2 separate regions of the Homo sapiens genome follow, and region 1 is linked to region 2. Evidence: chromatin loops called from intact Hi-C (ENCODE). Cell type or tissue: psoas muscle. All regions are shown on one strand. Each heading gives the region's core, and the rest is flanking DNA. Links, peaks and the distances in the headings are about the cores only. Region 1 has its middle 34 kb from the start of MIR2909. Region 2 overlaps ACACA (acetyl-CoA carboxylase alpha).

Region 1 (2,915 bases), core at 177-2,676, 57 kb after region 2:
GAAACAATCCAAATGTTCATGAATAGGCACGTGGATAAACAAAATGTGGTATATCTACACAATGGAAGACTAGTCAGCAATCAAAAGGAATGTACTGATATATGCTACAATAAAGATATAAACACCTCATGCCAAGCGAAAGAAGCCAGACACAAACACTCCAGATTGTATGATTCTTTTTAAATGAAATGTTCAGAAAAGAAGGCAAATTACCTGGGGCTGGGAGCAGGGAGTTCCGGCAAAGCTAGAGGAACTTGTGGGGTGATAAGAATGTCCTAAACATGGGCCGTGTTAGTGGCAGCACAACTCCACAGATGTAGCAAAAACCATGGAATTGTACATTTACAACAGGTGAGTTTTATGGTATGTAAATTCTACCTCAATAACAACACTGTAGAAAAAAAATGGAGACTGGGCATGGTGGCTCATGCCTATAATCTCAGCACTTTGGGAGGCCAAAGCGGGTGGATCACCTGAGGTCAGGAGTTGGAGACCAGCCTGGGCAACATGGCAAAACTCTGTCTCTACTAAAAATACAAAAATTAGCTGGGCGTGGTGGCGTACACCTGTAATCCTGGCTTCTCAGGAGGTTGAGGCAGGAGAATCGCTTGAACTAGGGAGGTGGAGGTTGCAGTGAGCAGAAATCATACCACTGCACTCCAGCCTGGGTGACGGAGCGAGACTGTCTCAAATAATAACAACCACCACCATCACGGGGTAGAGGCTACACAGACCTTACCCCGCAGCCTGCCCTCCTGCCCTGCAGCTGTTTCCACAAACGCCTCCTCCTCCTTCCATCCCCAGCTGCTCTAGCTGCTTGCCAGTTTCTTTTCAGCTCCAGCCTGGCTGGTTCAATGGTCACCCTCCTATCTGTCCTCACACGGGACCCAGCCCCTCCTCAGGATCAGCAGCTGCGGCCATCAGCTGTCCTCGCCCAGCTCCTCCAGAACAGCTTGTTAAAAGGGATCCACCTGGGGCTGAGTTCCTCCAGTTGGTCCCGGTGAGCTCTCACGTAAGAGTAATGAAGTTTAAACTTCTCTTTAGCAGCTAAGCACGGAAATTGACCCTGGCACCTTGCTAAGCTAATCGAGTTACAAAACGAATCCTTTAGGATCAAATTCATTACAACAGCCGCATCTATGACCCATTTTATTATAACCTTTTCTCAAAATCTGCTCTGGTCCGCCACCCTCTGATCTTGCCCAACCAAGCCCTAGTTAGCCTGTGTCTGAGGACGCCTGGCGGGCCCGGCGGGATGCTGTGGAAGGTGAGGGCTTCCAGTCACCTGTAAGCAACCTCGGTCGTACGTGCCCAAGGCTCAACTCCTGCAATCTATTTCTGTGACCTCAGGTCCCAGCAGAGCTCTGATTTCAAGCCACAGCCCTGGCCCAGGCCCAGACTGTGTTTATGACTCAGCATCCAATAGGCATGTAAACAAGATTACATCACAGATTTTCCCTGGCCCATACCTCCCGGTCCAGACTCTGGCTGAAGAGGGACATTGGAGCTTGGCCCTCAAGGAGCTAGCTCCACAGAGTCACCGCCAGCCATGAGGGAACTTGTCACCTAGCCCTCCTCTCACCTGCACAGGCTCAAATCAACCAGGAGCAGGGCTCCCAATGGGTGAGCTTTATGCAAACACCCGGGGTGGGGTTCCTGGCCACCAACCTCTGCACGTGGTGCTGCCTGGAGGGAAGGTTCCGGGACTCTGGAATGGACTTCTGCCCAGTAGGAGTGGCGAACTTGTGGCTCTCACGGCTTTGCGTTATTTGTTACAGATACACCTCCACTACTTTACACACTATTAGAAAGTTGAGTACCCCAAATCACTTTTAGGCACATGCAGAAATGCAATTTTAGGAGGCAGAAACTACTCAACTCCAGCAATGCATCTAGACTCTACCCTAAAATATCTGCATATTAAACTACCAAGGACAGTTAAGCTTTCAAAGGGAGAAGATCAAAGTGCTGTCATCTTTTAATTTAATCCTTTTGTTGCATCAATGATCTTAAGAGGGATGAGAGAGATCAAAATAAAAATGGAAACAAACTGTATCTTTGTGGCTGTTGTGTTTTAGTCTTTTTTTTTTTTCTCAATTTGGGCCACAAAATAGGTCAGCTCCATTACTGATCAGCCTTCCCACAAATATTTAAAACAAATTGAATTGCATACCCAATACCCATCACAATTACACCAGGCACAATAACTAAATTAGCAATTCAACAAAATAATTGGAAATGCGATTCTCTCTATTCCACCAGTCTCCCTCGAGGGTTGAGCGGATCTATGGGGGAAAGCTCAGCTTTCCTAATTCTGCAGCTAATTAGAGACACACTTGTAAATGAAGTTGTTTGTCTTAAAGTTGAAATTCTCTTCTGGGGGTGGGGGAGAGGCAAGGAGAGATGAGAAAGTCCTTCCGCTCCGGAGCAAGTGTATATAAACAGGTATAAAAACCCGTGCCATACCTGCAATTAATAAAGCATCACTATTTTACCTTCACTTATCTGGTAATGGACGACTTTGGAAGAACCAGCCTGGTTGACAGCCTCGTAAGCGGCGCACATTTCTGATGGCACTTGCGACCAGTCACTGTGGGCTGCCGTTTTGGGAGGGGGCGGAAGTGCCAGGACAGCAGGAGCGGTCAGTGGTGGCCAGTGTGTGCTGCCGGCTCCCACGTGGCCCCCCTCGGTTTGGGACAGGAGAACCAAAGGCTCACCCTAAAAGGAAGCAAGGCAGAGAGAGGCTCCCCCGCCCAACAGACCCTCCCCTCCTGTGGACCGCCGTCAGCAGCCGAACGTGGGCCCCCCTGGCTCGGGCCACCCCACCAGCCAGAGTTGCAAATCTACCTCGGCCCACTTGCTCAGGCCACTCTTGGAGAAGCAATCCTGAGGTTTCAATTAGGCTGTCCTTGGCC
Region 2 (2,915 bases), core at 198-2,697:
ACCATTGTATTTTTACTATCTGTCAAGAATATGTGGCCCTTTTTTGTAGAAAGGTTATACTTTATCAGCTGTTTAATAAAGTAGATATATCTTGTTGCTTTTGTAGCGGAGAAACTGAGTTCCTATTTTTCCCTCCAAATTTGGATCCTTATCTGATCATTAATACTTATTGTTTGGTTGTTTTTAGCCTTCAGTTAAAAGAAAGTCAGTGGAATCAAACAAAATTGTAAGGCAAGTTTTAAAATAGAAATAGACATTTTGAAAATATCTTTAATGACTTGGCAGCCTTTTGACAAATGTTTGTAGTGTCTTGAAGAAAGTCAAGTTATTTATTTAAAAGCATGCAAACTCTCTCTGCTAGCTAAACCTTGTCATTTAACAATAAATGATGCTTTTGCTGATAAATGATTCTTTTTATGCAGACTAGCAAATGAAATAGGAGATGATGTCTGAAGGCAGATGAACATTCAGCTGCCTAATGCTTCCATCTATTATAATTTGGTTAAAAACAACAAACTCCCCAAAATAATCCCCCAAACCACCTTAAATTCGTCAGTTCCAGCACATTGTCAATGGATTCACTGTCCTTATTCTCTGTTTTCTTTCTTTCCCTTCTGTAGCCCAAAAAGGTCAGTGGTTGAGTGGCTTTTTTGACTATGGATCTTTCTCAGAGATTATGCAGCCCTGGGCACAGACTGTGGTGGTTGGTAGAGCCAGGTAAGAGCTCTTTTGTTTTGGCAGCTCTTTTTCCTCCCAACTAAAAATAAGAAAGAAAGAGCCATGGCTCTATAGATATATACCAATAATGTTCTCTTTGTCTGAACTGTCTGAGAATATTGGATTATAGCCATGCCCAAGGCAAAATAATTGGAGTGCTGGTTCTCAGTTGCCATTTTGTGTGTCACTCCAATGATGCGTTTAATCTGAAGGCTAATTTTGACAACACTTCCTTTTTATAATGTTTCAGGAAAAACACTTTGGGAGCTGTAAAGCCCAACTACAATAGCCAGAGCCCACCAATGACTTTCCCTCTCCCAAAGACAATTTTCTTTCAGGAATAGGTGACAAGTGATTCAGAGACTCATCTGCTTTTCTATGTAACTGGAAAGAGGTTCTTCGTGGCACCGAGATTATTTAAGTGACAAATGTACTATATTGGATTATAATCAGATGTGAATTGCCAAAAAAAAAAAGTTTACCTGAAACAGGAGTAAAATAAGCTGAAATAGGTTGCCAAGATACCTATATTTTTGAAGTGGGAAATTGAAGTTTCTATTAAATTTTAATACCTACTCTAAGAAGTGCTTCACTCAACAGCAAGCTCTGTGCAAAATAATCTGTAGTGCTTGCTATAACGAGCTATAACGAGCACCTGCCACGACTGATCTTAATCTACTTCTGCACTGCAGAGACATGCTGCTGAGGGACCGCATCTGGAGCTCACCTTCCTCTGGGGGCAATCAGTTTTCCTTATCTTGGTGAAAAGTGGCACCTGCTCAAGATTCTCAAACATGCCACATTGGGTTGAGATTTAGATTCTAGCCTTGAAAATAATTCTAGGCTCTGTGGTTCTCTCAGTACAGCAGGTCAGCACGCCTCCATGCTGCCTGTGACAAGAAGCCATCAGAGGGCAAATCCCACAGACAGGGTCTTCCTCTGTGACTCTGAATAGGATTCTGGCCTGGAGTCAGCTCAGACTGAATGTCCCAGAGCCTACCTGTCTGTTTTCTTTAAAGTCTCAGGTCTTTTATCTCACCCCAGGCTTCTCAGTCCCAGTGAGAAGTATTCTCTGTGCCTGGTAAAATTCCCAGTGGGGAGCTTGGAAGTAGGAGATACACTGGAGCGAGAACCCTGATACTCGACTCCTGTATCAGCTTGTTAGATTCCTCACGGCACACTAAGACCAACTTTTTTGAGATTTGTCTCATCTATTCTGCTTCAATTTTCCTGTCTGTGAAAAAACATGACAGATTTTAAGTCTCAGAAAGCCAAACCTTTGTTAAGTTCTTTAAGATCCTCCCATGGGAAATAAGAGAAAAATACTTTACACTTATGATTAGAAGAATAGGGATTGCTTTGCGACCAAGATCAGTCAAGCTTGGCTTTGGTTAGCTCTGTCATTGTTTATTGCAACACTCACTCTGACTTCCTCCTTTCTTTCTATCTGACGAGTTCTGGGCTTCTTACTCCAAACGTATACACATACTCACAAGTATATAAAACACAAATGGAGCTCTAGCTTCTTTCAAAAGCAATGGCATTTCAAGAAATAAATATAAATGTATTCGTCTGGGATTGTTACTGTAAGTGCTGCCAAAACTCATCTTTGGTATGTATGTTTGGAATATGTGTGCTATTGGCTGTAAATTGTCTTTTATTATTCCATGGCACCTTGTCCAGGGACACACTATAAAACAAGATGTAGCATCTTCATGTGCTAGCCTGATAAAATTTATATGAAGTATAATAGAAAACAGAAGTTGTTCTGAGCTGTTTTCAAGTTCAATAAATAACTGTAATACTTGGATAAAGATGTTCTTTATTAGGTCACATGGGCCCTAATATATAAGTTATAAGTTACCGATTTAGGGTGGCTTTTGCAATTACAAGTTTCCAGTTGGATTGTTAATCATTGTGAACAGAAATATTTCTAAACCCTCCTGTGTATCTCCTGCTCGTTGTCTGGTTGTCTAGAGGGCTTTTGATTCTGATTCAGTGCAGGCAAGTGACAAGGGGGTGGGTGGTCTCCACTCAGGCCCTTGTCAGCCCTCTTGTGATGACAGGAATCCATTTTCACTAGCCAATTTAACAACCAAAGGCCATCTGTCATGGAAAAGTTTGTTATGGAGATGCTGTGAGAAATGAGAGACTATAACCCATCCCAGCCCCAACCCCAAGGAATGCAACAGTGAGAA

Evidence for each region. A loop is a pair of places that touch in the nucleus more often than their neighbours do. Peaks named below come from ENCODE experiments on the same cell type or tissue, not always from the same donor. Only the 100,000 strongest peaks of a DNase experiment are listed, where the experiment ranks them.
Region 1: a loop joins it to region 2, with 4 times the contacts of the local background. A loop is called at or near these places in 3 of 110 quality-filtered maps.

The regions. Positions count from the first base shown.
Region 1 is chr17:37,066,395-37,069,309 of GRCh38, reverse strand. No RefSeq gene overlaps it. Among named protein-coding and RNA genes, the nearest start is that of MIR2909, 34 kb to the right of the region's middle. In psoas muscle, for the core only: no CTCF peak of the experiment used is centred there; a DNase peak (open chromatin) is centred at 1,379; H3K27ac peaks cover 1,100 bases.
Region 2 is chr17:37,123,500-37,126,414 of GRCh38, reverse strand. It overlaps ACACA (acetyl-CoA carboxylase alpha), which reads left to right. Exons shown (of 56, transcript NM_198834.3): 48 at 621-717. Among named protein-coding and RNA genes, the nearest start is that of MIR2909, 91 kb to the right of the region's middle. In psoas muscle, for the core only: no CTCF peak of the experiment used is centred there; no DNase peak of the experiment used is centred there.